2 separate regions of the Homo sapiens genome follow, and region 1 is linked to region 2. A link is a loop called in an ENCODE intact Hi-C map of the cell type or tissue named here. Cell type or tissue: PC-3. All regions are shown on one strand. Links, peaks and the distances in the headings refer to the core of each region. The heading gives the core; the rest is flanking DNA.

The links. Peaks named below come from ENCODE experiments on the same cell type or tissue, not always from the same donor. Only the 100,000 strongest peaks of a DNase experiment are listed, where the experiment ranks them.
Region 1: it touches region 2 in a loop (7-fold over the local background); 1 of 110 quality-filtered maps calls a loop at or near these places.

Annotation. Positions count from the first base shown.
Region 1 is chr1:182,210,196-182,226,803 of GRCh38, reverse strand. All of the region lies in intron 2 of LINC01344 (long intergenic non-protein coding RNA 1344), which reads left to right. Among named protein-coding and RNA genes, the nearest start is that of LINC01344, 96 kb to the left of the region's middle. In PC-3, for the core only: no CTCF peak of the experiment used is centred there; DNase peaks (open chromatin) are centred at 8,623 and 9,523; H3K27ac peaks cover 3,520 bases.
Region 2 is chr1:182,312,377-182,328,984 of GRCh38, reverse strand. It overlaps LINC01344 (long intergenic non-protein coding RNA 1344), which reads left to right and starts at 14,924. Exons shown (of 3, transcript NR_104175.1): 1 at 14,924-15,037; 2 at 15,200-15,495. It also overlaps the pseudogene RNU6-152P and the pseudogene RPL18P2. In PC-3, for the core only: no CTCF peak of the experiment used is centred there; no DNase peak of the experiment used is centred there.

The DNA.
Region 1 (16,608 bases), core at 4,163-12,162, 100 kb after region 2:
ATGGCTAACAGGTATATGAAAAAATTCTCCACTAGTCATCAAAATAATGCAAATTAAAACTACAATGGGATATCATCTTACTCCAGTTTAAAGGGCTTTCCTCCAAAAAAACAGGCAATAACAAATGCTGGAGAGGTTGTGGGGAAAGGGGAACCCTCATACACTGTTAGTGAGAATGTAAAGTAGTACAGCTACTATAGAACACAGTATGACGGGCCTGGCACAGTGGATGACGCCTGTAATCTCAGCACTTTGGGAGGCCAAGTGCTCAGGCAGATCACCAGAGGTCAGGAGTTTGAGACCAGTCTGTCCAACATGGTGAAACCCCGTCTCTACTAAAAATACAAAAAAATTAGCCGGGTGTGGTGGCAGGCACCTGTAATTCCAGCTACTTGGGAGGCAAAGGCAGGAGAATCACTTGAACCTGGGAGGTGGAGGTTGCAGTAAGCCAAGATCACACCATTGCACTCCAGCCTGGGTGACAGCATGAGACTGTCTCAAAAATAGTATGATATGATGATTCCTCAAAAAACTAAAAATAGAACTACCACATGATCCATCAATCCCAGCGTTGGATGTATATCCGAAATAAAGGAAATCAGTATATCAAACAGAAGATATCTGTACTCCCATGTTTATTGCAGCACTATTCTTAATAGCCAAGATATGGAATCAACCTGAGTGTCCATCAATGGATGAATGGATAAAGAAAATGTGATACATATACACAATGGAATATTATTCAGCCATAAAAGGAATGAAGTCCTGTCATTTGTAACAACATGGGTGGAACTGTAGGACATGACGTTAAGTGAAATGAGCCAGACACAGAAAGCTAAAAATAAACTCATAGAGATAGGGAGTAGAGGCCAGGCACGGTGGTGCACGCTTATAATCCCAGCACTTTGGGAGGCCAAGGCAGGCAGATTGCTTGAGCCCAGGAGTTTAAGACCAGCCTGGGTAACATGGTGAAACCCCATCTCTACAAAAAATATAAAAAAATTAGCCAGTGAGGTGGTGTGTGCCTGTAGTCCCAGCTACTCAGGAGGGTGAGGTGGGAGGATCACTGGAGCCCGAGAGGTTGAGACTACAGTGAGCCAAGATCATGCCACTGTACTCCAACTTAGGCAACAGAGTGAGACCCTGTATTAAAAAAAAAAAAAAAAAGAAAAGAAAGAGTAGAATGATGGTTACCAGAGTCTGGAAAGTGTGGTGGGGAGGAGGGATAAAGAGGGATTGGCTAATGGGTACAAATATACAGCTAGAAGGAATAATATCTAGTGTTCATAGCATAATAGTGACTATAGTTAACAATCATTTATTACATATTTCAGAGTAACTAAAAGAGTGAAATTGGAATGTTTCTAACACAAAGCTGGGACTACAGGCACGTGCCACCACGCCCGGCTAATTTTTATACTTTTAAAAATATTTATTTATTTTTATTATACTTTAAGTTCTGGGATACATGTGCAGAACGTGCAGGTTGGTTACATAGGTATACACGTGCTATGGTGGTTTGCTACACCCATCAACACATCATCTACATTAGGTATTTTTCCTAATGCTATCCCTCCCCTATCCCCCTAACCCCCAACAGGCTCCCAGTGTGTGTTCCCCTCCTTGTGTCTGTGTGTTCTCATTGTTCAACTCCCACCTATGAGTGAGAACATGTGGTGTTTGGTTTTCTGTTCTTGTGTTAGTTTGCTGAGAATGATGGTTTCCAGCTTCATCCATGTCCCTGCAAAGGACATGAACTCATTCATTTTTATGGCTGCATAGTATTCCATGGTGTATATGTGCCACATTTTCTTTATCCAGTCTGTCACTGATGGGCATTTGGGTTGGTTCCAAGTCTTTGCTATTGTGAACAGTGCTGCAATAATCATATGTGTGCATGTGTCTTTATAGTAGAATGATTTATAATCCTTTGGGTATAAACCCAGTAATAGGATTGCTAGGTCAAATGGTATTTCTAGTTCTAGATCCTTGAGGAATCACCACACTGTCTTCGACAGCGGTTGAACTAGTTTACACTCCCACCAACAGTGTAAAAGTGTTTTTATTTCTCCACATCCTCTCCAGCATCGTTGTTTCCTGACTTTTTAATGATCACCATTCTAACTGGCATTGGAGGTATCTCATTGTGGTTTTGATTTTCATTTCTCTAATGACCAGTGATGATGAGCTTTTTTTATATGTTTGTTGGCTGCATAAATGTCTTTTGAGAAATGTCTGTTCATATCGTTTGCCCACTTTTTAATGGGGTTGTTTTTTTCTTGTAAGATTGTTTCAGTTCTTTGTAGATTCTGGATATTAGCCCTTTGTCAGATGGATAGATTTCAGAGTTTCTCTCTCATTCTGTAGGTCGCCTGTTCGCTCTGATGATAGTTTCTTTTGCTGTGCAGAAGCTCTTTAGTTTAATTAGATTCCGTTTGTCAATTTTGGCTTTTGTTGCCATTGCTTTTGGTGTTTTAGTCATGAAGTCTTTGGCCATGCCTATGTCCTGAATGGTATTGCCTAGGTTTTCTTCTAGGGTTTTTATGGTTTAAATCTTATGTTTAAGTCTTTAATCCATCTTGTGTTAATTTTTGTATAAGCTGTAAGAAAAGGGGTCCAGTTTCAGTTTTCTGCATATAGCTAGCCACTTTTCCCAACATCATTTATTAAATAGGAAATCCTTTCCCCATGGCTTGTTTTTGTTAGGTTTGTCAAAGATCAGATGGTTGTAGATGTGTGGTGTTACTTCTGATGTCTCTGTTCTGTTCCATTGGTGTATATATCTGCTGTGGTACCAGTACCAGTACCATGCTGTTTTGGTTGCTGTAGCCTTGTAGTATAGTTTGAAGTCAGGTAGCGTGATGCCTCCAGTTTTGTTCTTTTGGCTTAGGATTGTCTTAGCTATACAGGCTCTTTTTTTGGTTCCATATGAAATTTAAAGTAGTTTTTTCTAATTCTGTGAAGAAAGTCAATGTTAGCTTGATGGGGATAGCATTGAATCTGTAAATCACTTTGGGCAGTATGGCCATTTTCATGATATTGATTCTTCCTATCCATGAGCATGGAATGTTTTTCCATTTGTTTGTGTCCTCTCTTATTTCCTTGAGCAGTGGTTTGCAGTTCTTCTTGAAGAGGTCCTTCATATCCCTTGTAAGTTGTATTCCTAGGTGTTTTATTCTTTTTGTAGCAATTGTGAATGGGAGTTCGCTCATGATTTGGTTCTTTGTCTACTATTGGTGTATAGGAATGCTTGTGATTTTGGCACATTGATTTTTGTATCCTGAGACTTTGCTGAAGTTGCTTATCAGCTTAAGGAGGTTTTGAGCTGAGACAGTGGGGTTTTCTAAATATACAATCATGTCATCTGCAAACAGAGGCAATCTGACTTTCTCTCTTCCTATGTGAATACCATTTATTTCTTTCTCTTGCCTGATTGCCGTGGACAGAACTTCCAATACTATGTTGAATAGGAGTGGTGAGAGAGGGCATCCTTGTCTTGTGCCAGTTTTCAAAGGGAATGCTTCCAGCTTTTTGCCATTCAGTATGGTATTGGCTGTGGGTTTGTCATAAATAGTTCACATTATTTTGAGATACGTTCCCTCAATACCTAGTTTATTGAGAGTTTTTAGCATGAAGGAGTGTTGAATTTTATCAAAGGCCTTTTCTGCATCTATTGAGATAATCATGTGGTTTTTGTCATTGGTTCTGTTTATGTGATGGATTATGTTTATTGATTTGCGTATGTTGAACCAGCCTTGCATCCCAGAGATGAAGCCAACTTGATGGTGGTTGGATAAGCTTTTTGATGTGCTGCTGGATTCAGTTTGCCAGTATTTTATTGAGGATTTTCACATCAATGTTCATCAGGGGTAGTGGCCTGAAATTTTCTTTCTTTGTTGTGTCTCTGCCAGGTTTTGGTATTAGGATGATGCTGGCCTCATAAAACGAGTTAGAGAGGATTCCCTCTTTTTCTATTGTTTGGATTAGTTTCAGAAGGAATGGTACCAGCTCCTTTTTGTACCTCTGGTAGAATTAGGCTGTGAATCCGTTTGGTCCTGGACTTTTTTGGTTGGTAGGCTATTAATTACTGCCTCAATTTCAGAACTTGCTATTGGTCTATTCAGGGATTCAACTTCTTCCTGGTTTAGACTTGGGAGGGTGTATGTGTCCAGGAATTTATCCATTTCTTCTAGATTTTCTGGTTTATTTGCATAGAGGTGTTTATAGTATTCTCTGATGGTAGTTTGTATTTCTGTGGGATCAGTGGTGATCTCCCCTTTATCATTTTTTATTGTGTCTACTTGATTCTTCTCTCTTTTCTTCTTTATTAGTCTGGCTAGTGGTCTATCTATTTGGTTGATCTTTTCAAAAAACAAACCCCTGGATTCATTGATTTTTTGAAGGGTTTTTCATGTCTGTATCTCCTTCAGTTCTGCTCTGATCTTAGTTATTTCTTGTCTTCTGCTAGCTTTTGAATTTGTTTGCTCTTGCTTCTCTAGTTCTTTTAATTGTGATGTTAGGATGTGGATTTTTGATCTTTCTTGCTTTCTCTTGTGGGCATTTAGTGCTATAAATTTCCCTCTAAACACTGCTTTGGCTGTATCCCAGAGATTCTGGTACGTTGTGTCTTTGTTCTCATTGGTTTCAAAGAACTTATTTCTGCCTTCATTTCGTTATTTACCCAGTAGTCATTCAGGAGCAGGTTGTTCAGTTTCCATGTAGCTGTGCATTTTTGAGTGAGTTTCTTAATCCTGACTTCTAATTTGATTGCACTGTGGTCTGAGAGACTCTTATGATTTCTGTTCTTTTGCATTTGGTGAGGAGTGTTTTACTTCCAGTTATGTGGTCAATTTTAGAATCAGTGCAATGTGGTGCTGAGAAGAATGTATATTCTGTTGATTTGGGGTGGAGAGTTCTGTAGATGTCTATCAGGTCTGTTGGTCCAGGGCTGAGTTCAAGTCCTTAATATCCTTGTTAATTTTCTGTCTTGTTGATCTGTCTAATATTGACAGTGGGGTGTTAAAGTCTCCCACTAGTATTGTGTGGGAGTCTAAGTCTCTTTTTAGGTCTCTAAGAACTCGCTTTATGAATCTGGGTGTTCCTGTATTGGGTGCATATATATTTAGGATAGTTAGTTCTTCTTGTTGCATTGATCCCTTTACCATTATGTAATGCCCTTCTTTGTCTCTTTTGATCTTTGTTGGTTTAAAGTCTGTTTTATCAGAGACTAGGATTGCAACCCCTGCTTTTTTATGTTTGTCATTTGCTTGGTAAATATTCCTCCATCCCTTTATTTTGAGCCTACATGTGTCTTTGCCTGTGAGATGGGGTTCCTGAATACAGCACACTGATGGGCCTTGACTCTTTATCCAATTTGCCAGTCTGTGTCTTTTAATTGGTGCATTTAGCCCATTTACATTTAAGGTTAATATTGTCATGTGTGAATTTGATCCCATCATTATGATGCTAGCTGGTTATTTTGCCTGTTAGTTGATGCAGTTTCTTCATAGTGCCGATGGTCTTTACAATTTGGCATGTTTTTACAGTGGCTGGTACCAGTTTTTCCTTTCCATGTTTAGTGCTTCCTTCAGGAGCTCTTATAAGGCAGGCCTGGTGGTGACAAAATCTCTCAGCATTGCTTGTCTGTAAAGGATTTTATTTCTCCTTCACTTGTGAAGCTTAGTTTGGCTCCATATGAAATTCTAGGTTGAAAATTCTTTTCTTTTTTTTTATTATTATACTTTAAGTTTTAGGGTACATGTGCACAATGTGCAGGTTAGTTACATATATATACATGTGCCATGCTGGTGTGCTGCACCCATTAACTCGTCATTTAGCATTAGGTATATCTCCTAATGCTATCCCTCCCCCCTTCCCCACCCCACAATAGTCCCCAGAGTGTGATGTTCCCCTTGCTGTGTCCATGTGTTCTCATTGTTCAATTCCCATCTATGAGTGAGAACATGTGGTGTTTGGTTTTTTGTCCTTGCGATAGTTTACTGAGAATAATGATTTCCAATTTCATCCATGTCCCTACAAAGGACATGAACTCATCATTTTTTATGGCTGCATAGTATTCCATGGTGTATATGTGCCACATTTTCTTAATCCAGTCTATCATTGTTGGACATTTGGGTTGGTTCCAAGTCTTTGCTATTGTGAATAGTGCCGCAAAAGAATGTTGAATATTGTCCCCCACTCTCTTCTGGCTTCTGGGATTTCTGTAGAGAGATCTGCTGTTAGTCTGATGGGCTTCCCTTTGTGGGTAACCCGACCTTTCTCTCTGGCTGCACTTAGCATTTTTCCCTCATTTCAATCTTGGTGAATCTGACAATCACGTGTCTTGGGGTTGCTCTTCTTGAAGAGTATCTTTGTGGTGTTCTCTGTATTTCCTGAATTTGAATGTTGGCCTGTCTTTCTAGGTTGGGAAAGTTCTCCTGGATACTATCCTGAAGAGCATTTTCCAACTTGGTTCCGTTCTCCCCGTCACTTTCAGGTACACCAATCAAACATAGGTTTGGTCTTTTCACATAGTCCCATATTTCTTAGAGGTTTTGTTTGTTCCTTTTCATTCTTTTTTCTCTCATCTTGTCTTCATACTTTATTTCATTAAGTTGATCTTCAATCTCTGATATCCTTTCTTCTGCTTGATCGATTTGGCTATTGATACTTGTGTATGCTTCATGAAGTTCTCGTGCTCTGTTTTCAGCTCCATCAGGTTATTTATGTTCTTCACTAAACTGGTTATTCCAGTTAGCAATTCCTCTAACCTTTTTTCAAGGTTCTTAGCTTCCTTGCATTGGGTTAGAACATGCTCCTTTAGCTCAGAGGAGTTTGTTATTACCCACCTTCTGAAGCCTCTTTCTGTCTATTTGTCAAACTCATTCTCCGTCCAGTTTTGCTCCCTTGCTGGCAGGGAGTTGTGATCCTTTGAAGGAGAAGAGGCGTTCTGGTTTTTGGAATTTTCAGCCTTTTTGTGCTGGTTTTTCCCCTTCTTCTTGGGGAAAAACCTTTTGTCTTTGATGTTGGTAACTTTGAATGGGGTTTCTGAGTGGACATCCTTTTTTTTGATGTTGATGCTATTCCTTTCTGTTTGTTAGTTTTCCTTCAAATAGTTGGACCCCTCTGCTACAGGTCCACTGGAGTTTGCTGGAGATCCACTCCAGATCCTGTTTGCCTGGGTATCACCAGCGGAGGCTGCAGAACAGCAAAGATTGCTGCCTGTTCCTTCCTCTAGAAGCTTCATCCCAGAGGGGTACCCCCCAAACGCCAGCCAGAGCTCTCCTGTATGAGGTGTCTGTTGACCCCTGCTGGGATGTGTCCCAGTCAGGAGGCACGGGGGTCCAGGTCCCACTTGAGGTGGCAGTCTGTCCCTTAATAGAGCTCGAATGCTGTGCTGGGAGATCCGCTGCTGTCTTCAGAGCCAGCAGGCAGGGACAGTTAAGCCTGCTGAAGCTGCTCCCACAGTTACCCCTTCCCCAAGGTGCTCTGTCCCAGGGAGATGGGGGTTTTATCTATAAGCCCCTGACTGGGGCTGCTGCCTTTTTTTTCAAGATGCCCTGTCCAGAAAGGAGGAATCTAGAGGCAGTCTGGCTACAGTGACTTTGCTGAGCTGCAGTGGGGTCCACCCAGCTCAAACTTCCCAGCATCTTTGTTTAAACCGTGAGGGGAAAACCGCCTATTCAAGCCTCAGTAATGGTGGACGCCCCTTCCTCCAGCAAACTGGAGCATCCCAGGTCGACTTTAGACTGCTGTGCTGGCAGTGAGAATTTCAAGTCAGTGGATCTTAGCTTGCTGGGCTCCATGGGAGTGGGATCCGCTGAGCTAGACCACTTGGCTTCCTGGCTTCAGACCCCTTTCCAGGGGAGTGAACAGTGCTCACTGGCATTCCAGGTGCCACTGGAGTGTGAAAAACAAAAACAAAAACAAAAAAACAACTCCTGCAGCTAGCTTGGTGTCTGCCCAAACAGCTGCCCAGTTTTGTGCTTGAAACCCAGGGCCCTGATGGCGTAGGCACCCAAGGGAATCTCCTGGTCTGCGGATTGCAAAGACCATAGGAGAAGCATAGTATCTGGGCTGGAATGTACCATTCCTCAGGGCACAGTCCCTCATGGCTTCCCTTGGCTAGGGGAGAGAGTTCCCCAAACCCTTGCACTTCCCAGGTGAGGTGATGCCCCACCTTGCTTCTTTTTGCCTTCCGTGGGCTGCACCCACTGCCTAACCAGTCCGAATGAGATGAGCCAGGTACCTCAGTTGGAAATGCAGAAATCACCCGCCTTCTGCATTGATCTCACTGGGAGCTGCATACCAGAGCTGTTCGTATTCTTCCATCTTGCCAGCCCAGTCCTAATTTTTGTATTTTTAGTAGAGACGGGGTTTCACCATGTTGACCAGGCTGGTCTTGAACTCCTGACGTAAGGTGATCCGCCCACCTCGGCCTCCCAAAGTGCTGGGGTTACAGGCATGAGCCACCGCGCCTGGCCCATAACACACATTTTTAAGGTTTTTGCTGTTTACTGCTCTCCTTCCTTTCATAAGTTTATATGGAGTTAAAATTCTATGATCAGTGTATGAGTGTGTTCCCCTTACACTTTTCAAACTACATATTTCCATTCTGAGTAATCCTTTTTACAGCTCATCTCAACTAGCACTCAGATCAATATTTGTCCAGTCCTGCCCTTCCTTGTCCTATGTGTACAGGACACAATGCTCCTAGCAAGAAAGTTCACACCCAGTAGGAGGAATAACAGAAGTTTTTTTGTTTGTTTGAATCTAAAAATGCTGAGGGTGATTAATTCATGAAATCTTATTTTTTTTCAAATTATATTAGACTATCCTAAAGAAAAAAAGAACAAAGGCAAAATATTTTTACCTCAACCCATTGTCATATTGATAATCTTCAACTTTCTTTCTTTTTTTTTTTTTTTTTTTTTTTTTTTTGTATTTTTAGTAGAGTTGGGGTTTCACTGTGTTTGCCAGGCTGGTCTCAAACTCATGACCTCAAATGATCCACCCACCTTGGCCTCCCAAAGTGCTGGGATTACAGGTGTGAGCCACCATCCCTGACTGATAAACTTCAACTTTCAATATGCAGATCTACTTGTACATTTGTGATTCTTCAGAAATGGGACATGGCTGCTATTTTACCTCCTTTGAAGAAATCTAAACTTCTTGAGATCAGGAACCATTCTTCTATACCTTTTATAGAATAAGTTAGAGAACCATAAGATGGTAGACCTGGAAGCAGCCTCGTATTTCTCTAGTCTGAGTTTTTCTACAGATGAGGAAAATGAGTCCCAGAAAGGTGGAAGAACTTACCCATGATCAATAGCTATTTAGAGGCCAGCTATTAGAACCTGTGTAACCTGACTCCTCTTTCAATGCTCTTACCAGTGCCTGTCCTCAAAGGTAAATCTATGAAGAAGAGAGAACACTGCCTGTCTTAAGTAGGTTAATAAAAAGCGCTTCTCCGAATCATTCTGAATTCCGTTAGCTGGACTCATACAATGTTTGTAAGACTTGAATGGAATGTCTGCTTCCAAATAGTATGGCTTTCTCATGGGTCACTGGAAGGAATTAGTCATAAATGAACTCTCAGGAAAAGGTAGGATTCATCCACCATAAGGAGTTACTGAATATCAACCAATTAAATTTTGGAGTCTATTCCATCCAAGGACAATCATTTTTGTTTTGTTGTGTTAGTGTTGTAGATCAAATCTTTTATCCTAACCTTCTGTTGGCTGGTATGTGCTCACAACTCACCATCCATCCAAAGCAGATAAATACTTCAGAACATAAGAAAAACATATTTAGTTTAATTTGTTTGCATCCTGTTTTTAAATGACTTTTTTCATGAACTGGAAACATTCAGATTAATGAAATAAAGATTTTAAATGGGGATGTACAATTAAGAAAGAGAAAACTAATTTCCAGCCACCATAAGAGGCAAAGCAGTAGCTGGGATTAAATATAAAACTTGACCAAGACTATGGTTGTCATAGAAAAAGATTAAGAAAGGGAAAAGAAACAAAAAGGAAGAAAGAAAAAGAGACAGAAGGATTGATATAGAATAATTCTCATTATCTAAGAGGAGGAGGTATTAAGTGATATAAGGTTCTCTATATCAATCTCAGAGTGGACAAAAAAGTTGAATTCTCATGACAATTTTTGATAAAAGCCAACCCCCTCCACAAAAACATAAATATAGTAAAGGCATTTATTTGAGATGGTAAGGTGATGAGGTTCAAGTTTACAGGTATTTGGTATTCCAGGCTAATCTGACAATAAAAATTAAAATATTTAGAGGTATAGATAGATATCATGTTTCTCAGACTCTTAACTAAATGCTTAATAAATATAATAAGTTCAGCTAGATTTTTGGTATGACTTGAGAGTTGAAGTTAGACTTCCAGGAAGCTGTTCTATTTTGCTAATTAAAGACAAATGCATATGCTTGGGAAACTAGATAAGTGGGTGGAAGGACATGTGTTATAGCAATAAAGGAGCCTACCAATAATCTGATGAGGAAGGAAGTCATGCTTCTTCTAAATACAGGTGACCCGCTAGGATCTATGCTTAATGAAAACTCCAAAATTTGCTGGGCTAGAATGGCATGAATATTTCAAGTTGAGCCATCACAGCTTGGGAAAAACATTTGTAAGACTTGTGTGGAATGTCTACTTCCAAGTAGCATGGCTTCCTCATGGGCCACTATAATGAATTAGACTTAAATGAACTCTCAGGAAATTGTATGATTCATCTACCATAAAGAGTTATTGGATATCAACCAATTAAATCTTGGAGGCTGTCCCATGCAAGGACAATAATTTTTGTTTTGTTGTAGTTAGTGTTTAGCTCTTTTTCCTGGTTAGTGTAATAAAACCATGCTGTCTGCATATGCACTTGGGCTGTCCACTTACAATTGGGACCTGATACTTCTAAAAGACTGTTCCTGCCTTGCTGATTTTGGCAGTGGAGTTAGAATGCAAATTTTGCAGCTCTCTCTGGGAACCTACATTGAATTATTTTACAGCTTAATTCATGACCAGTGAATGGGAGGGATGCATTCTTCCTATTAGCTAGACTTGTGAAATATTTTTAAAGGATGTTTTGATTGATTGGTTGCCTCATTGTGTTAACTGGGGGGCACCTCTCCAGAAACACTTGGTTCTGAGGCATCTTTTACAATATAAATCACAACGGGTCACTCTGTAGTCAAAAATCTTTCATGCCAGACGTGGTGGCTCATGCCTATAATCCCAGCACTTGGGGAAGTGGAGGTGAGTGGATCACTTGAGTCCAGGAGTTCGAGACCAGCCTGGCAAACATGATAAAGCCCCATCTCTGTTAAAAATACAAAAATTAGCCAGGTATGATGGCGCATGCCTGTAATACAAGCTGCTTGGGAGGCTGAGGCACAATAATCGCTTGAACCCGGGAAGCAGAGGTTGCAGTGAGCCAATATCATACCATTGTACCACACCTGGGCACAGATTGAGACTCTGTCTCAAAAAGAAATATGTGTGTGTGTGTGTGTGTGTGTGAGTGTGTGTGTGTGTATATATATATAGATAGATATATATTTCATATCCTTACCTCACTCTTAAGTGAAATCTAAAGTCTTCAACATGATCCGTTAGGCCTATGTGGTCTGGCTCTGCCTCAGTCTCCAGCCACCCGCCTTTGCTAGATAGGTCGAGGATCCTTAACCTTAAAATCCAAAATCCAAAATTCTTCAAAATTCAAAACATTTTGAATGCTGACATGACATCATAAATAGAAAATTCCACACTTGACCTTATATGATGGGTTGCAGTCAAAACAGTCAAAAGTTTGTTTCATGCACAAAACCATTAAAAATATTGTATAAAATTACCTTCAGTCTATGTGTATAAGGTGTACTTGGAACATAAATGAATTTTGTGTTTAGACTTACTATGGATATGCAGATATTCCAAAATTCAAAAAAAAACCCTAAATTTGAAACACTTCTGGTCCCAAATATTTTGGACAAGGGATAATCAGCCTGTACTAGACTTTCTTATCTGCTTTTCCACCATGAGGCTTTTACCTCAGCTGTTCCTGCTGTCTGAAATGTTCAACATCTGGATAGTTCTTTCTTGTCTTCTATGTCTCAAGTTAAATGTTCCTTCCTAACTTGCTCCAATCCCAAGTTAGTTTCTCTAATTATGCTCTGTTACTGTGCCCTGCACTTTTTCTTTGCAGTGTCTACCTCTGTTTTCAATTATGGCATTTATTTGAGTAATTATAGCTTACCAGTGAAAGACAAGTTCCAGGATTTCAGAAACCTGTTTTTTCTGCTTGATGCCGAATGCTCAGGTGACAGGAATTTAGCATTTCCTGAATGAATAGAGGTTTATAGTGTCAGGGCATTGGCTCCCTTGATTTTGGTCGGACCAGTAGGCATTGTGCTTAAAATATTGTTCTGTTTTGTTTTATGGGGTAGGTTCTTTTTTTTTTTTGTCCTGAGATGGTGTCTCGCTCTGTTGCCCAGGCTGATGTGCAGTGGCACAATCTTGGCTCACTGCAACCTCCGCCTCCTGGTTTCAAGCGATTCTCCTACCTCAGCATCCCGAGTAGCTGGGACTACAGGCACATGCCACCAAGCCCGGCTAATTTTTTGTATTTTTAGTAGAGACAGGGTTTCACCATGTTAGCCAGGATAGTCTTGATCTCCTGACCTCGTGATCCGCCCACCTCAGCCTCCCAAAGTGCTAAGATTACAGGTATGAGCCACTGCGCCTGGCATTAGTTTAAGACAAACTGTATAGCAGACATTCTTTCCTTTCCGGCACTCCCTCTACCATGCCGTCACGAAGAAACATCTTCTTCCATGGACAGTGGGAAGGGGTGCTCACTCTCTGCAGAGAGGACATATGGGAACCCAGGTGCATGATCCAGGGCAGCATCTTCTTAGCTCAGAGGAGGGGTTGAGCTGTCTTGGAGGGCTGGGTAGAGTCAGGACCCAGTCAGCAAAAACCTGCATCATCTGGGTGCCACCCATGCCAGGAACAGTTAGCAGTAGCCACCTGCCCTTTCTCCCTTAGGGCAGCTATGGGCTGACACCTGAATGCTCCCTAGAGCCTCTAGACCTGAGGCCACCCTCAAGAGCAGTGTCTTCTGAGGGGAATAAGTGACCAAAAGGGATAGAAGCCTGGTAATGGCCTGTAATCAGTTTTTACACTAAAGGGAAAAAGTAGTTTAACCTAAGGTCTTCCTACTTCTTCATCCACCAAGGCTGAAAAAGTAAATATTATTTCATTAGGGTTTTAAGTTGACCTGAAGAAAGGAGGACCAAAAATGCTGTATCCTTGTGGGAGATGTTGTGTGCCAAGAAGAGCCAGGGCAGGTGGCGTAGTAAAAGCACAGGGCCAGAGAGTCAGGAGGTCTGGGTTTGAGTCTTTGGTTCAGGCCTCATCACCTTAGTCACTTCCCCTCTCTGGCATCCTCAATTTCCTCATTTTGAAGTGAGGGGCCTGAGTGAGATAACAACTAAGATCCCTGCTGAGTTAATGCAATATTACTTTAAAAAAGAAGAGAGAAAGAAGGGATGGAAGGAGAAAAAAATGGGAGGGAAGAAGGAAGGAAGGTGGGATCAGCAAGTAGAGTAGTAGAATAGAATTAATTTAACTATAAGTGACAGGAAACTCTAAATAACAGGGACAAGCAAGTTTGAGGCTTATTTTTCTTTCACATGAAAGTCTAGAGATTGGCTAAAAGGGAGGGTCAGGGACCCAAGTTTCTTCTATCTTGTTACTCTGTCCAGCATGGCTTCCATTGCCAAGTTTGTATCATGATCCAAGATGGTGGCCAGCCATCTACTTACACTCCATTGATGAGAACTTAGTCTTATGGCCACACCTGTCTGCAAGGGGATCTATCATATGTAGTTTTTGTTCTAATTAGCCATGGGGCTCCTACTGCTGAGGAGTAGGAGGAAGACAGATATTAGGGGATGTGTAACAGGCCCTGCTAGAATGGGCTTCCCAAGAAGCGTCAATTAGGGAGATGTCCAAAAATTTAGAGCAGAATATCAGTACTGTAAATGGAATCAAGATCATTTAGAATCTGCCTGTTTAATAGTTTGGGCAAAATATAGGGCAAATGGAGCAATTAGCTTACTCCACATCTCAGGGAAAGGAAGAGCCTTGGTTTTGTACGGAAGGGAAGTCATGGTCAACAAAGGAAGAGAAAACAGACTCTTAGGGTCTTCTGTAGACTTAGGAGGCAGGACAACATAAAAGATTATGCAAGGAAGGAAAAAAATTAAATAAAAATAAAATGAATGGATAAACAAGATTCCCACTGTCCCTACCTACTATCCAGTTAAATTTTTTTTTAATTAAGAAAAAAGAAGACTATGCAAGGAAACAATGAACTTTGGCCCCTTAACAGAAAGAATCCAGAATCAAAAAACTTTAAACAAGACTGAGGGAAAATTAAAGTAGCCAAAGCAATACTCCAACTAAGCCAGATGCCTAGAATTTTCTTTCTTATTGTAGCCTATACCTGAGATTCCTTGTGTTATCATTTCTGTGTCTGAGGTTGCTGGAGAATCACAAAAGAGGAGAAGGATAAAAGAGGTTAGAAAAACCAAGGCCTTTAGTCTCATGGTTGTAGCCCAAAGAGGGCATCCCTGCCTTCCTTCCCCACCTTCCACAAGCTGTGAAAAAGAGTGGAGGAGCTGGTGCCCAGAAAGCTAGGAGATGACAAGTGAAACTTGCAGCAGGGAAGAGAGGGCCTGACACCTCCACAGGTGCTCATCTGTTACGAAGCTTCGGCTCCCTTACATATACTTCTGCATTAGGAGGGAGACACCCAAACCAACATCCCAGGCAGAGGAAAGAGAGTAAAGCCACTTGAGAGAGGCCCATCTTCACCATTCAACAATCGCTTCTGACCATGGTCGCATCCTCACCCACCTCTCAGTTCTTTATAACTTCAGAGAGGAAATCACAAAGAAAAAAAAAGAAGACAAAGACAGGTAATATGTTAGTTAAGGTATGTGAGCTGCTGTAACAGCATAACACAATAAAAGTTTGTTTCTGTCTCACCCACCAGTCTAATGCATGGGAAGGATGGGGGAATTCAGGGAGCCATAGCTCTGCCATCTTCAACACATGGCTGCCAGCATTGTCATCCCACAAGCAGATGGGGAAAGAGCATGTGAGATTGCAAGTGGGAGGCTTTTATCAGAAGCCTGGAAGTGGCACACATCACTTCTGCTCAGATTCCACTGGTCAGAACTCAGACTCAGGCATGTGACCACATTTAACTCAAGGAAGACTAGAAGATGTCAAATATGTGTTTGCCCAGGAAGAAGAGGGAATGAGTTTGTGATCAGTCAGCAGCCTTAGCCTTAGTGGACATGAGAGGGCAGACAGAAAATTCAGAAATGATCTGTACCTATGGGGTAGTGAGGGTGCATATCTAATTTTGCCTAAATAAAGTATTTCAGACCACAGACTCAATGAGAAAATAGAAGGTTAGACTGGTTAGTCCTCCTTCACAAATCTTTGGTTTGTTTCCCTTAGTCCCTTGCATCATGACCCCAGTGTTCAGCTCAGATCCGATTATCTCTGAGAGTTAGTGCACTGTGATAAACAGCCAGAGTCTTAGGGTTGCTAAGAATGCCAGTAATTATCAGGCACATTTAAAAAATTCGTGAAAACCTCTATATAGTTGCTGCCAATACTTGAATACTGTCTGCTTGAATACTTTCTATCCTGGAGAACTTTTTGTCTTAAAAGACAACCTAAGCCATTAATTTACTAATTAAATATTTTTTAGAATGCATACCCTCCACCAGGCACTGGGAATACAAGGTCACAAAAAACTAGATCCAGTCCTTAAGAATATCACACTTTTGTACAATTTCTCTATTGTTTATGTTTGTTACATTGGGCCACAGTTCTGCTTCTGCTGATGGTACTTGTCATTACTTTCCATTGCAGAGGTTGCCCAGGTATCTGAGTGAATTGCAAGCGCAATACAGTAGTCCTCTCTCAGACCCCAATCAACCTCACCCTAATTACCCCTAGAATCACCCTAATTATCCCTAGAAAAGTCAATCCTGGCTCCCATGTGACATTTGAAAATTGCCTACATGGCATTTTCCAAACCCTCTTATCCTCAGAGGACTTTTTGGAATCAGTCATTTGTCTAGTTGCAAAATTACTTCTGCCTTTCCAGTTTGGGTTTCTAAATTCTGCCTCTAGGTCCATTTCAAAACCTGTAATTGGATCATTCAGGGGCTGAGCCTGCTGCAAAGCATCTCAGTGCCCTTGTCCATATTCATCTTGGAAAAAATCCACCCATCAGAACTCACTTTATATGGCAAAATATGCCCATGCTTTTCATTTCAAAACCACTGCAGGGGCTGCATCTGAAGAATGGCCACCCATCTTTCAGCCACCTCTCACTTTGTGTTGCTAATTCAAAATATAATCTGTGCCTGGAAACCAGGAGGGCTTTCAAAATTGTTTTAGAAGATATTATAAAGATGAGTTGCAAACCCTCAGGATCCTCTTCCCTGACTCCCCACACCCCAGTCTCCCTCACTTTAGCTTAGCCTGCAGATGATCTCCC
Region 2 (16,608 bases), core at 3,281-11,280:
GGGCCCTGGCACAGTGAAAATTTCGGCCCTTGGAACCCACGTAGGGTTTGGTGTAGCTGTGTGGGGTTCCCGGGGTAAATGCCAGTGTCCCTATGGGCCCTTTCGAGGGCCAAAAAGCAAGATGGTGCCACAGCTCTTGCGGGAGTCCAGGGCCAGCTGCTCAAAGGTACGGATCTTGCCCCAGCCGTGGGGATGCGGCTGGGCCCTGGCCGCTCACACGCAGTGCGAGGCTTTACTCTGGGCACCTCCTGAACCCACACAGCCGCAGCTGTGGGCCTGAAACCACAGCCGTTTTGTTTTCCGGGCCTGGAAGCTTCATTTTCCGGTCAGGATCAGAGGTGGCTGGTTGGTGCGATTCACAAAAAGCCTCTTCAGTATAACCTGGCTGAAGGTGGACAGCTTGACCAACAGCCGTAGGTAGATGTCCAGCTCTTGGGCTCCCTGCACCCAACCTTTCTGTCCTTGCTGTGGTGGATGTTGACTCCCACGATGGCGCCTCCTGCTCCACCAGGTCGGGAAGGAGCCATTTCACTTTCTTTACGGGATCTTTTGATAAACACATATTCTTCAATTAAGGATAGTCAAATTAATCAGTATTTTCCTTTATTATCTATGTATTTATTTTGAGATGGGCTCTGGCTTTGTTGCCTAGCCTGGAATCCAGGGGCACGATATCACCTCACTCTAGCCTCCACCTCCCAGGTTCAAACAATCCTCCCACCTCAGCCTCCTGAGTAGCTGGGACCATAGGTGCGCATCACCATGCCCAGCTAATTTTTTGTGTTTTGTAGATACGGGGTCTTCCTACATTGCCCGGGCTGGTCTTGAACTCCTGGCCTCAAGCAAATGTTTTCCTTTATAGTTAGTACTTTTGTGTCTTGTTTAAGAAACTTGGCCGGGCATGGTGGCTCACACCCTGTAATTCCAGCACTTTGGGAGGCTGAGGTGGGCAGATCACTTGAGGCCAGGAGTTAAAGACCAGCCTGACCAACATAGTGAAACCCTGTCTCTACTAAAAACACAAAAAAATTAGCTGGGCGTGGTGGCGCACACCTGTAATCCCAGCTACTCAGGAGGCTGAGGCATGATAATCGATTGCATCTGGGAGGCAGAAGTGGTAGTGAGCCAAGATCATGCCACTGCACTCCAGCCTGGGTGACAGAATGAGACCCTACCTCAACAAAAATAAATTTTTTTTCCCTACTCTGTGAATATAGACGTGTTCTCTTATTTCATTATTATTTATTTTATTTTTTTACTTTTTATATTTAAGTCTTTTTTTTGTTTGTTTGTTTTTGAGACAGAGTCTTACTCTGTTGCCCAGGCTGGAGTGCAGTGGCATGATCTTGGCTCATTGCAACCTCTGCTTCCCAGGTTCAAGTGATTCTCCTGCCTCAACCTCCTGAGTAGCTGGGATTACAGGCACCTGCTACCACACCCAGCTAATTTTTTTGTATTTTTAGTAAAGGTGGGGTTTTACCATGTTGGCCAGGCTGGTTTCGAATTCCTGACCTCAGGTGATCCACCCGCTTCAGCCACCCAAAGTGCTGGAATTACAGGCGTGAGCCACTGAGCCTGGCCATATTTAAGTCTTTAATCTGCCTAGTATTTCTGCTTGTGTGCAATATGTTGGTGGGTCCTCCATTGTCCCAGCACTATTTATGAGTGATCCATCTTTCCTCGATGATCAACAATTTTTAAAAAAATCTTAAAAAAATATGGAATGTTGAGTTTACAATGAACTGTGATTGTGACACTGCACTCCAGTCTGAACAACAGCGCGAGACTGTCTCTTAAAAAAAAAAGAAAAAGAAACAAAGAACTCTTCACGAATTGGTGTGCCATCCTGGTGAAGGGGCCATGCTAATAGTCTCTGTATAGTTCCAATTTTAGTATATGTGCTGCTGAAGTGAGCACTAATCAAAAATTTTAATATTTCTTTCTGTGACTATTCCCACTGCTGGACTATGAGCTACTTTTATCTCTATATTACTAGAGTCTAGCATATAGGATTTGTCTCTGAGAGTGGGCTAAATAATTGTTGAACTGTGGTTTTTTTTGTTTTTGTTTTTTTTTTTTTTTGAGATGGAGTCTCGTTCTGTCGTCCAGGCTGGAGTGCAGTGGTGCAGTCTTGGCTCACTGAAACCTCTGCCTCCCAGGTTCAAGTGATTCTCATGCCTCAGCCTTCCGAGTAGCTAGGATTACAGGCATGCACCACCATGCCTGGCTAATTTTTGTATTTTTAGTAGAGATGGAGTTTCACCGTTTTGACAAGGCTGGTCTTGAACTCCTGACCTCAGGTGATCCGCCTGCCTCGGCCTGCCAAAGTGCTGGTATTACAGGTGTGAGCCACTGTACCTGGCCTGAACTACGTTCTTAATCCTGGGCACCATCTTGCAAAAATCTGGTAATATAAGTTAAGTAGTGGCTTAAGCAAAGGAAGATTTCTGCTCATGAAGAATTTTATCTAAAGTAGCTGTTGAATTTACTAAATGAGTTGCTGAGTCTTGTTATTGGAATAATAATTGTATTAGTTCTCGAATAGCTATAAAGAAATACTTGAGACTGGGCTGGACGCGGTGGCTCACACCTGTAATCCCAGTACTTTGGGAGGCTGAGGTGGGTGGATCCGCTGAGGTCAGGAGTTCGAGACCAGCCTGATGAACATGGCAAAACCCCATCTCTACTAAAAATACAAAAATTAGCCGGGCATGGTGGCAGGCGCCTGTAATCCCAACTACTCGGGAGGCTGAGGCAGGAGAATTGCTTGAACCTGGGAGGTGGAGGTTGCAGTGAGCCGAGATCATGCCATTGCACTCCAGCGTGGGTGACAGAGCAATACTCTGTCACAAACAAACAAACAAACAAACACCCGAGACTGGGTAATTTATAAAGAAAAGAGATTTAGTTGGCTTAGGGTTCTGCTGGCTGTACAGAAAATGTAGAGGCTGCTTCTGGGGAGGCCTCAGGGAACTTATAATCATGGCAGAAGGCAAAGGGAAAGCAGGCATGTCTTACATGGCTAGAGCAGGAGGAAGAGAGAGTGGGCCGGGGATGCCACACACCTCTAAACAAACAGATTTCAGGATACCTCACTCACTATCACCAGAACAGCTCCAAGGGGATGGTGCTACACCATTCATGAAAAACTGCCCCCATGTCCCAATCACCTCCCACCAGGCCCCATCTCCAACACTGGGGATTACAATTGAACATGAGATTTGGGTGGGAAATACAGATTCAAACCATATCAATAATAATATTTCAATAATAATTCAATAGATACCTTTCACTGAGATTTGACCAAGGCCAGGTGAGGCTTTACTCACATCCTCACTTTTCATCCTCACACGACACAGTCAGGAAGAAAATGTCAGCATCCCTATTCACAGAGGAAGAAGTTATGGCTCAGGGTCACCTGGTGTTCTGGAGGTCACACAGAGCAGGATGCAGGCTGGGACTATGCGCAGCTCTGTAATGACAGCTCAGAAAGCCTCTAACACAAACTTGACCTCATTCTGCCTCTTTAGCATCACCAGATGCCTAGAAATAGGGCACAGCTCTCCAGCTAGGACATTTCTATACAGGACCTGTAGTATCTATACAAAAGGGATCCTAGGTGAGAGTCTACATGTAAAGGTTAGTGGGGCTTACATTTTGGCCCAACTCCAGAAGAAACTTTCTAAACTAGAATTGTTTGAAGTGGAACCACTCCCAGCAGTGTTAGAAGCTTTGCACCATCCAGCTAGACTGTGCAACATCCACCAGGCATTGGAACAGGTCCTGACAGAGTAGTACCCACTCTCCACAGATCTCACTTCCAGGTCTCCATTCTCCCATTGTCCTGAGGTCCCCATTTCTCTCAGAGCTTCTGTATCTTGAGTATTCGATAAACATTGCTCGAACCCCTCTTAGTTGTCAGGTACTGTACCAGGTGCCAGGGGTGCAGACATGGATAAAAGAGAGTTATCCTCAGGATGGTCCACTGAGGCAGAGAGATTCATTAACATTATTTTATTATAATCTGGTAAATGTTAAGATGTGCACTGGCTCCTATAGGATCCCAGAGAAGGGCCCCGGTCCTAACAGGAGGATGTCTAGAAAAGATGCCTTTTGAGATGAATGCCTCTGGAAGGATGAGGAGATGTAAGTCAGGCAAAGAAAGGCCATAGTGATGGGGCTGGGGGTGATGGAGAACCCTTGCCACTCTAAGAACCAAAGAGTAGTGACTGGACGCAGCGGTTCATGCCTGTAATCCCAGCGCTTTGGGAGGCTGAGGTGGGCAGATCACCTGAGGTCAAGAGTTCGAGATCAGCCTGGCCAACACGATGAAACCCTGTCTCTACTAAAAATACAAAAATAAGCCGGGCGTGGTGGTGGGTGCCTGTAATTCCAGCTACTCGGGAGGCTGAGACAGGAGAATCACTTGAACCTCAGAGGCGGAGGTTGGAGTGAGCCAAGATCGTGCCACTGCACTCCAGCCTGGGCAACAAGAGTGAAACTCCATCTCAAAAAAAAAAAAAAAAAAAAAAGAACAAAAAAACAGAACCAATGAGCATCTTTGAATCCCAGCATAGACTGCTTCCCTATCCCTCAGCTTTTCCCCTTTCCCTTCTCCCTGGGACTTTTCCCAATCTTTTCCCGGGATAGAAAGCCTTGGAGTTCTCCCATTACCTGTAATTCTTACCTGTCTCCAGAAAGTCATTTATCTCTTGACCTCTGTTTTATTTTATTTATTATTAATTTCTTTTTTTGTTTTGTTTTGTTTTTTAAACTGAGTCTCGCATTGTTGCCCAGCTGGAAGTAGAGTGGCATGATCTTGGCTCACTGCAACCTCTACCTCCTGGGTTCAAGCGATCCTGCCTCAGCGTCCCTAGTAGCTGGGACTATAGGCGTGTGCCACCACGCCTGGCTAATTTTTGTATTTTTAGTAGAGATGGGGTTTTACTATGTTGGCCAGGCTGGTCTTGAACTCCTGACCTCAGGTGATCTGCCGGCCTTGGCCTCCCAAAGTGCTGGGATTACAGGCATGAGCCACCATGCCCCACCTTGACCTCTGTTTTAATTCTGATTATGTGCTGGAGTCTAAAAGTTCATTGTAAGGGAAACGCTCAGAGATAGTAACTCAGGAAAGGAGTGGAGAAGGCTCCAGACCCAGCATCTGCAGTGTACACTGGCCTGCGGGGAGAAGAGTGAGTGAACTGTGCATGGTGCACAGCACCACTTGAGGCCCAGAAACCCCTTGGCTGCCTAAACACCACTTAGCTCCTCCCTGGTGGCAACCAGGTGTGTGGAAAGAGCTTCCACTCCAGAAAGACCTGGAGTTAAATTCTGGCCCCATTTCCTAGCTTGTTCGCAGAAAGTGACTTGACTTGTCTGAGTCTCAGTTTCCTTATCTGTAAAATTGGTAGGAAATAAGTGCCCTTCAGGGTTGCTCTAGAATTAAACAAGATGGCCCATGGAAAGAACTGCCGGGGAGGTGCCCAATCAATGTCGCTTTCGTCTAGATTTCTTTGTGTGAAAGAACTGACTAGAAGAAAATACCCCACGGCAATCAATACTTTTTCCCAAAGCATTAGAATAAATGTAGAAATTTTTCACTTAAAGTCTTATTTGTGGTGGCCAGGCGCAATGGCTCACGCCTGTAATCCCAGCACTTTAGGAGGCTGATGCGGGCGGACCACTTGAGGTCAGGAGTTCGAGACCAGCCTGGCCAACATGGTGACACCCCATTTCTACGAAAAACACAAGAATTAGCCAGGCGTGGTGATGCACACCTGTAATCCCAGCTACTGAGGACGCTGAGGCAGGAGAATCACTTGAACCCGAGAGGCAGAGGTTGCAGTGAGCCAAGATTGCACCATTGCACTCCAGCCAGGGCAACAGAGTGAGACGCCGTCTCAAATAATAAAATAAAATCTTATTTGTGGAAAACGTAAGCCTAGGGATATTCCTAGGGTCAGAGAGTGGGCAGATTTAAAATTTTTTTAAAAAGCTGTAATATTTTCTACAGATGGGATCACACTATGTTGCCCAGGCTGGTCTTAAACTCCTGGCGTCAGGTGATCCTCCCACTTTGGCCTCCCAAAGTGCTGGGATTACAGGCGTGAGCCACCATGCCTGACCCAAAGAGTGGGTGGATTTTGGAGGCAACTGGACTTGAGGATCTTTTTCCAGCAAATACTAGAACAGATCATCTGAGAGATGAATGTTGGCCCTCATCCCACTACACCTTCTGAGGGATATTCTGCAAGCACCCACATGTCTGACTCTGTCTCACAGTCCTTATATTATTGAGAGTCCTTTCTGTTATCTTACTTAAAGTTTCTTGTGCTTCAGCATAAGTCATGCTCTCTTTTCATAGCAAGGGAGCACTGCTACAAAATGGACATTTTAACTACATAGTAACATCCTGTTTCATCTGAAGCTCTGTCGCTCCTTCATTTGCCTGGTTTAGAAGTTATGATACTGTAATGTGGAATGCTGGGCCTAGGCCAGACCTCTTCATTCACATGAGGAAACTGAGGCTCAGAGAAGTCCATTACCTAGCTATGATTCTACAGCCAGTATGGCACAAGAGCTGAGTTAGAACTCAAGTTTTCTGAGTCCAAATTTAGAGTTTTTTTTCTCTTCCCTTTCACCGAAGGGCTCCTTTTACTGGTCACATGTCTGGAATGACCCAGGACCTTTCATATGTCTCTAAGAGCCAATGTCAGATGTTTTATCCTGGGAGTCAGAAGACCCAAAAGTCCCAGTCTTAAGCCTCTTCAGAATTGCTCCTCTGGGCTGGGGCGTGGTGGCTCATGCCTGTAATCCTATTTTGGTAAGTCAAGGCTGGGGGATTGCTTGAAGCCAGGACTTTGAGACAAGCCTGGGCAACAGAGGGAAACCCAGTCTCTACCAAAAAAAAAAAAGGATTTTTTCCAAGGAGAATGACAGCAGAGCTTTTGTTTATGTGCTTTTTAGGGATAACAGATACCATTGGTGAAGCAGGAATGTCTTTTGCAAACTGGGACCTTTGCATGAGAAGATTCAATTAGAGATAGATAGATAGATAGATATAAAAATGTAATAATATGTATTGTAATTATATATGTATAAATTATGTAATATAATAACATATATTTTACATTTTTGAATATATGTATTTTGGGGATAAGGTAAGAATCATAACTTCCACCGATTTTTTTTTTTTTTGAGATGGAGTCTCCCTCTGTCGGCCAGGTTGGAGTACAGTGGCACAATCTCAGCTCACTGCAACCTCCACCTCCCGGGTTCAAGCGATTCTCCTGCCTCAGCCTCTTGAGTAGCTGGAATTACAGGCGCCCACCATCATGCCCAGCTAATTTTTGTATTTTTAATAGAGACAGTGTTTCACCACGTTGGTCAGGCTGGCCTTGAACTGCTGACCTCAGGTGATCCACCTGCCTTGGCCTCCCAAAGTGCTGGGATAACAGGCATGAGCCACCGTGCCCAGCCACTTCCACTGATTTTTTAAAAAGGGGTCTAGGACGTGAAAAAGTCTGAATCATTCATTCATTATTCATTCATTCAACAATTTTTTTTTGAATGCTTATTTTATGGAAGGCACTCTACTAGGGCCAGGTAATGTAATGGAAATATGGAAATAAAATACACATGTTCCTACCCTCATAGCACTTACATTCTAGTGAGAGAACTAAATGATAAACAATAAACAAATAACACACAAAATGTCACCTTAGGACAGACTGCAAAAAAAAAAAATAAGCTAAGAATTACTGATCTGACTATACTTTGTATTTCTCTCTGGATTTTATATTTTTCACTTTCCTTCTGAGAAAGTCAAATTTCTCTAAAAACATACCCAATTTAACTTCTCAGTTATAATTTAAAGGATAGTTAAGTCTCTAAGTCCTCCAAACCTCCACTTCAATGGTTTTTTTTGTTTGTTTGTTTGTTTGTTTTGAGACAGAGTCTCATTCTGTTGCCCAGGCTGGAGTGCAGTGGCATCATGTCGGCTCACTGCAACCTCCGTCTCCTGGGTTCAAGCAATTCTCCTGCCTCAGCCTCACAAGTAGCTGGGATTACAGGCACCCACCACGATGCCCAGCTAATTTTTGTATTTTTAGTAGAGATGGGGGTTTCACCATGTTGGCCAGGCTGGTCTTGAACTCCTGACCTCAGGTGATCTGCCCACCTCTGCCTCCCAAAGTGTTGGGATTACAGGCGTGAGCCGCCACACCTGGCAATGGGGTTGTTTTATCCACCAGGCTATTGAATAGATGAATGCTGCTTTCCTCCCTGCCTTGCAGCCAGGCAGGCAGGATCATTCCAGGTCTCTAGAAATGACAGGTCTGTTTGCCCAGCATGAGCAATGTGGTTTCCCATTGCAGAATCTCCCTCCCGGTAGATTGCAGCTGCTGCTTGTGCAAGACTGAATGATCTGAAAGACTCAGAAAAACAGACCACCAAGATGTACCAGTGAATTTTTAAGATTTGTGGGCCGGGCGCGGTGGCTCACGCCTGTAATCCCAGCACTTTGGGAGGCCGAGGCGGGCGAATCACGAGGTCAGGAGATCGAGACCATCCCGGCTAAAACGGTGAAACCCCGTCTCTACTAAAAATACAAAAAATTAGCCGGGCGTAGTGGCGGGCGCCTGTAGTCCCAGCTACCTGGGAGGCTGAGGCAGGAGAATGGCATGAACCCGGGAGGCGGAGCTTGCAGTGAGCCGAGATCCCGCCACTGCACTCCAGCCTGGGCGACAGAGCGAGACTCCGCCTCAAAAAAAAAAAAAAAAAAAAAAAGATTTGTGAACTGTCAGGATATTGTTCAAAATTGTATCAGAGATTAAATCTTTGCTTATTGCTAAGTGAATTTTTCATATGTGCATATCTGTTTTATTCAAATGCAAGTGATTTACACAAACCCCCATCTGCAATCCTTAAGACACTCACAGAATGATGCAGTGTTAGGTAACTAGAATTGTGTCTATTTTTTTGTTGTTGTTGCCTCCCCTGCCATACCTTTTTTTTGAGACGGAGTCTGTCTGTCACCAGGTTGGAGTGCAGTGGTGCAATCTCGGCTCACTGCAGCCCCTGCCATCCAGGTTCTACAGGTTCTCGTGCCTCAGCCTCCCGAGTAGCTGGGACTATAGGCGCACACCACCATGCCTGGCTAATTTTTGTATTTTTAGTAGAGATGGTGTTTCACCATGTTGGCAGGCTGTTCTCGAACTCGTGACCTCAAGTGATCCATTCGCCTCAGCCTCCCAAAGTGCTGGGATTACAGGTGTGAGCCACTGCACCTGGCCATCGTACCTGTTTTCGAACTGGTTGTTCTAAATTCATCTATGTGAGTGGGCAGTAAAAAGAAGGGGTGACCTGTCAAAAGTCTTACAACTCAAAGAAAACAAAAAATAAATAAAACAAAGAAAATAAAGTCCTACAACTCAATGGCAAAGGTGAAATTCAAATCTAAGACATGATTTCTAGATCTCTGCTCTCCAGGCACGAGATTAGATCCGACAGCCTGACTCAGATTACACCTGTTATGTGCATACGATATTATCAGAATGCTGTGGGGCTCCAGCCTATTAGAATTTTCTGTTTTAGCTGGGAGTGGAGACTCACGCCCCTCAGCATTTTCGAGGCTGAGGTGGGAGGATCTCTTGAGCCTAGGTAGTCTAGGGTGCAGTGAACTATATGACAGTGCCACTATACTCCAGCTTGGGTGACAGAATGGGACCCAGTCTCTAAAAAAAAAAAATTAAATTTAAAATCAAATTTTCTGTCCGGTGCTGTGGCTGCTCACGCCTGTAATCCCAGCACTTTGGGAGGCCACAGTGACAGGATCGCTTGAGCCCAGGAGTACAAGACCAGCCTGGGCAGCCTAGTGAGACCCCATCTCTCCCCGCCAAAAATAAAATATTTGCTGGGCATGGGAATGTGTACCTGTAGTCCTAGCTACTTAAGAGGCTGAGGAGGGAGGATCGCTTGAGTCTGGGAGTTCGAGGCTACAGTGAGTTGTGATCACACCACTGCACTCTAGCCTGGGCGACAGAGTGAGATCCTGTCTCTTTGGTTTGTTGTTATTGTTGTTGTTTTCTTTTGAGACAGAGTCTCTTTGTCAACACTGTCTCTTAAAAAAAATTTTTTTTCTTGTCCTTACTAGTTTTAGGGAAGTTGTCACGCCATTGACTGAAAGGCCAGTTCTGATTTAGAAAAAAATAAACCTTTTCAATTAAATATGAAGATGTAGTTGTAACACTTTGGTCCCAAAACACAAGTAAATGACACTTAAAAGATGTTGGTGAAGGGCATGGACATCACTTGGAAAGTGAGTCATGTAAGGTTAGCAATGAGATACCATCAGGTTCCCAGGTGAGTGTCTGAAGTCCCACTGGTTGTCCAAAGAGGGTCTGAATTGGTTTGAACTCAGCTGTTGACTTCTCTTTTTCATAACCTTTCTCCCTACATCCATCTTCACTGAGATTCTCCCTGCCATTTCTTAATATATTGGATTTGATGAGGAGATGACATTCCCTTCCTCTGAGAGTCTCTTTGGAGACAGGCTTCAGGTCATGGTATTCCAGCATTTAGGCTACATGGCAGCCCTCCAGTGAAGGCATTGGAAAGTGTCAGAAAAGGAAATGGGCCTGAACTGGAGAGACAGTCCAGCTTCCTTCCCAAGGAGCCATCGGATATTTATAGAGAGCCAGGCCTAGGATGTATGCCCATTGCTGAGAAGGTTTTGTGGCCCGATCTGGTATACATTAGAGGCTCTATCTTTCCATCTCCTCAGTTCATGAAGCGTTGATTCCTGGCCTAGGAGAGACTGAAAGCCAAACCAAACAGGGGATTTTTCTTCCTTCATAGTTATTGTGAGCCAGCCAATTCCAGGATTTAAGCTCAGGCTTGTTAGGCTTTAGTCCTTCTGGGAAATGCCATCTGTTCAGAGAATGGCTTTCTGGGCAGCACAAGTGCTATTAATTCTATTCTAGTGTAGTTGCTGAATGGCAAGGCTCATATTATCCTTCACCCTGGGGGCAGGGAGAAAGGGTTAGGATCAGGCATTTGCCACCATTAAATCCACCCTCTTTTTTGTACGGTCTGCCTGTTGCCCCAGTTCACTGCCACACCCTCACCCCACACATACACAACAGACCTCTCCTTTAGTTTTCAAGCCACTAGGCAATTGAAATGTTTGTGTGAATTTTCACATAAAGTCTAGTCTTTGTGTCAAATGTGCAATAAGCCTCAACATTTGCATAGAGCAAACAAGGAAGTCTTGTTAGGAAATTTGTTCCTTAGGAGCTTATGTCTTAAATTGGACTGGTGCCTTTTGTTGTCACAGTTGTTTTTATAATGACATGCACATAGGTTTGCCTTTCTGAATTCTTATGTTGAATCTACTGTTGGTTGGCACCTGCCACTAGCATAAATTTCTACTCTTTCAATCAGTGGGACAAATTCACATGCCAGTCGAGGCTGATTCACCTGTTTAGGGCTGTGAGTGATTTGAAGAGGACTACCTTCTCAGCACTTCTTTGGCCCAGAGTCACAGGAACCCTCTTCTCAAGAATGTGGTCCTGGTAAGAGAACTTGCAAAATACTTACAGATTTCAGGAGTCCACAGTCCCAGGCAGAAGGAGAAGAGATATATCTGCTGGTTTGAAATCCTGGAGACAAATTTTTGTCCAATGCCCAGGAAAATTGGTTTTCTGACCAAAGACTCAGGGAGACTGGAAACTCTTGGGATGTGGATGACAGAGGAAGGGGTTAGGGATGGAGAAGGGAGTAGAGATGCATGTGTTCGGGACAGAATCAAAGACAGCATTCTTGATTTCTCTCTCCTTCTTACTCTTCATAATCTATTAGCAGGCCCTGTCAGTCCCACTTTCAGATCATGTCCTTGATGTCATTCACATCTCCCTACCTTCACTATCATCACCCTAGCCAAGCCTCTGCCATCTCTCACCTGGTCAACCCCAATACCTCCTCTGACTAGTTTCTGTGTATCTTCTCTTGCTGCATTCTAATTCATTCTCCATGTAGAAGACAGGGAAATCTTTTGCAATTGCAAATTAGATCACAAGGCTTTCCTGCTGGCATCCCTTGGGCCACTCTCCTTTGTTCCTGGAATTCCATCAAGCCACCTACCATGGCCTACAGAGTCCCCGGTGTTCTGGCTCCTGCTCACCTCTTTTAAGTCTTCTCATTCCTCTCTCCCACAGCCACACTGCTCCAGTCACATGGCCTCCACTCTATTTCTGGCCAAGCATTTCGGTTTTTTGTTTGTCGTCTTCTTTTTCTTCTTCTCCTTCTCCTTCTTCTCCTTCTCCTTCTCCTTTCTTTTCCTCTTCTTCTTCTTCCTCTTCTTCTTCTTCTTCTTCTTCTTCTTCTTCTTCTTCTTCTTCTTCTTCTTCTTCTTCTTCTTCTTCTTCTTTTCTTCTTCTTTTCTTCTTCTTTTCTTCTTCTTTTCTTCTTCTTCTTCTTTTCTTCTTCTTCTTTCTTCTTCTTTTCTTCTTCCTCTTCCTCTTCTTCTTCCTCTTCTTCCTCCTCTTCCTCTACCTCTTCTTCTTCTCTTCTTCTGCTTCTGCTTCTTTCTTTCTTTTTTTAATAGGGAGTCACTCTGTTGCCTAGGCTGGAGTGCAGTGCAGTGTCCCAATCACAGCTTACAGCAGCCTCAACCTCCCAGGCTCAAGAGATCCTGCCACCTCAGCCTCCTGAGTAGCTGGGACCACAGGTGTGTACCATCACACCCGGCTAATTTTAAAATTTTTTCTAGAGACAGGGTTTCACCATGTTACCCAGGCTGGTCTTGAACTCCTGACTTCAAGCAATCCACCTGCCTGGGCCTCCCAAAGTTCTGGGATTATAGGCATGAGCTACTATGCCCAGCCTAATATGGATCATTTTAAGCCCTCCTTAATGTGCATTAAATACTGTACTTGTGTTCGGGCATGGTGGTTCATACCTGTAATCCCAGCACTTTGGGAGGCTGAGGCAGGAGGATTGCTTGAGCCCAGGAGTTCGAGACCAGCCTAGGCAACATGGGGAAACCCTGTCTCTGCCAAAAATACAAAAAAAAAAAAAAATTAGCCAGGCATGGTGGCATGCGCCTGTAGTCCCACCTACTTGGGAGGATGGTTTGAACCTGGGAGGTGGAGGTTGTGGTCAACCGAGATGGCACCACTGCACTCCAGTCTGGGTGACAGAGCCAAACTCTGTCTCAAAAAAAAAAAAAAAACAACTATACTTGTTTACTGAATGATTGTTTATTTGCCTCCACTTACCCTTTGAAATTTACCAAAGATAAGTGACTAGGATTATCAACCATTCTTTATTTCCCTGTTCCATCTGTTTTGAGTTAGGAGAAAGACAAAGCAAAATGCAATCTCACCAACAGCAATATCAACAAAAGAAATCCCTTGAGCCATCTAGCCCCTAGCAGCTAGACAAGGAAGGCAAATTGGGATTAGGAAGAAGTGGGTAACCCGGAACGGCCACAGTAGGGATAAGCAGCTTCAGCAGCCAGAGATTTTCCCTTACTCTTAGGAGGTGACATAAGCAACTTTCCCAGAACCGTCTTGACACAAGCAGTAAATTAAGTAAACAAGGCAGAAGGTCGCCAGAACCTGGTCTCACCCAGTCCTGCTGCGACTCTCTGGCATCATGTGGACTAGGAAGCTGGAGGGGAAGTCTTCTCATCCACCAGTCCACCTAAAAACAAACCTAAAAACCTTTCTGCTTGTGTGGAGGAGCAATTGCAGAACTTGTAGTCAAAGCATGGTGTTGTAAGGGAAATCACTGTGGGGACTTGAAACACCCTAATGATTTTTTTCCTAGCTCTCCTTTTAAGGGCTTCTGGAGACAGAAGGGGATTAAAACTTCAAATGAGGGAAAAGTAAAAACTCAGTTAACTCATTAGCTGGGCTCACCTAATTAATCTTGGTAGCCTGGGGCACAATTCAACCCAACAGAATTTACTTATCTATGGAGACTTTAATAAGCTCTGAAGCCAGAGGCCCTGCCCCCATTGCTGTGGGATGGGAGAGTGGGTGAGGGGAGAAGGAGATAAGGCTTGGAGGTGACTAGTTCTGGGGACAAAAGAGCCCTAGGCAGGAGGACCTGGCCCATGGCTTTGCTCCCTTCACTGGATCTGAGTCTTCCATTCTAACCTACTTTCAGCTCCACTTACTCATTCAGCCATTCATTCATTCCACAAATGTTAAGTTCCTGCTATGCCCCAGGCTTGCTAGGGCTGTAAATTGACTACAGTGTTAAACAAGATATGCAAGATCCCCAACTTCTGGAAATTTACATTCTAGTAGAAGGGCAGACAATTGAAAAATAAACAAGAGCCAGACATGGTGGTTGGTGCCTGTAGTCACAGCTACTTGGGAGGCTGAGGTGGGAGGATCACTTGAGCCCAGGAGTTCAAGACCAGCTTGGGCAACACAGCAAGACCCAGTCTCTACAAAAAATAAATAAATAAATAATACAAAACAAACGAAGCACAGGTAAGCTGAGAAGTTCTGTGGAACAATTAAAGTGCGTACCCACTCAGTAAAGACCTCTTTCAGGAAGTGACATTAAATCCAGTATCTGGAAGGAAGGCTTCCTCATTGCTTCATTTCATGCTTTGGAGATTTTATGAGTGCATTTCTCCATTCATCAAACATCTAGTGGTAGTATATAGATGAAATACTTTTTAAAAAAATTTAGTGAGCACCTTTTACGGCCAAACCCTTTGCTTGCTGGGCACTGCCAAAGGAAAGATAGACAAGTTAGGGATCTCCCCTAGAAGAATTTATAATTGAGTGGCAAAGCCTGACAAGTCAACAAGAAAACACTTACAAAGGATGATTTGGCACAGCTGAGCCAGATGGTCTCTAAGGTCATTCCTTTGTCTAAACATTCTATTGTCTAATAAGTTCCTACTGCATGTCTAGTACTTTGGGGATGCCCATTCTCTCCAAGGCTCTCATAGCCTAACTGTAGAGAAAAGGCTTACATGTATGACATATTAAGATTGTAGAAACCAGCACCTGTGGTAAATGATTCCTATGTTCTCACTTTGGCACCTATCTACCCTAGAGACCACTGAGGCTTTTAAGATCAATTAGGCCTAGCTCTTCCTCCTTAACCATTTTTTGGATTTCATCTAGTTTATGGCAAAATATACGCACATTGCGTTTTTGTTTTTTTTTTCCAGGGACCTCTGAGAGGGTCTGGAATTAGGGTTCAGGTACCATCCATCTGTTACGTGCTTTGAAGATGCCACTCCATCTGTGGGATTCAATTTACATAAACTGAAGACTATTCTTCTGAGTTGAAGTGAGGAGAGGCATCAATCACACTGGAAAATTATTTGATCTCCTGGAAGCAAAAAGTCCACCATGAAGTTGTTCTTGCCATGGACTTCTAGAGGAGCTGACTGTCCTTTGGGAAGCTACAAATACAGCCTTAAAATCTGTTAGCAGGGAAGAGAGGCTTTTTCTGAGTGATCAGGTAGGTGAATCCTCCTTTTCCTCCTTTTTTCTCTTTTCCATAGCCATCTGCAATCCCAACCACCCCAATCCCCTGATATTTTGCTGAAATCGCTTCCACTAAATTCCTGATGACCTCCAAATCCACTTGTAACTATGGAGCATCCGCATCTCTTGAAATTCTGTTTTTCTTTGGCTTTTGGGGACACCTCTCTTCCTTGGTTCTTGTTCTGTATTTCTGGCTGATTATCTTTTAATCTTCACCTCCTTTGGCTGCCCTTTGAAATGGGTATTCCTGGAAGTCCTTAGTTTCCTCCTTTACTCACTCTATTCACAGTTTTGGGGCATTGATAACCAAAATCATGACTTCAGTTTCCATGTAGACATGGATTTGAAAACGGTGGGATTAGCTCTCCAAAGTGCATATGAGGTCCTTATCTGTCATCTGATTTTCAGACACACGTATTAAACTGCCTGCTAGACTTTCATTGGGTGAATTTAATTCCTAAACCAGCTGTCCTTTGTTCCAGTCTTAGAGACTGGTACTATCAAAAACCTAGGGGCTATTTAGACTTCTGCTCTCTGTTATATCATTTGTTCAGTGGAAATATATTGATCTTTTACTATATTCTAGGCACTGGGCCATGTGCTATAGGTACAGCCTCTGCCCCAAAGAGACTCATAATCCAGAAGACAGGTAAACAATCAGAGAAACACACTGTATGATGTAGTCAGAGGGATAAGTACATGAATAGAAGCACGTACTAGATGCAAGACATAGAGAAAGCACAGCAGAAGGACTGACCAGGAGATAGAATAGGAAGAAAGTCTTCCTTCAGAAGCTGATGCCTAGGATGGGTTGTGAAACACAGATGGGACCAGGTGCAGAGGTGCATGCCTATAGTCCCAGCTATTTGGGAGGCTGAGGTAGGAGGATTGCTTGAGCCCAAGAGTTAGAGCATGTAATGTGCAATGATGGTGCCTGCGAATGGCCATTGTACTCCAGGGTGGGCAACATAGCCAGACACCATCTCATAAAAAACAAACCAACAAACAAAACAAAGGGAATGGAATTCCCATGACAAGCAGGGGAGGTGTGGTGTTTTAGGCATTTCAGACTTCATGTAAAAGGTAT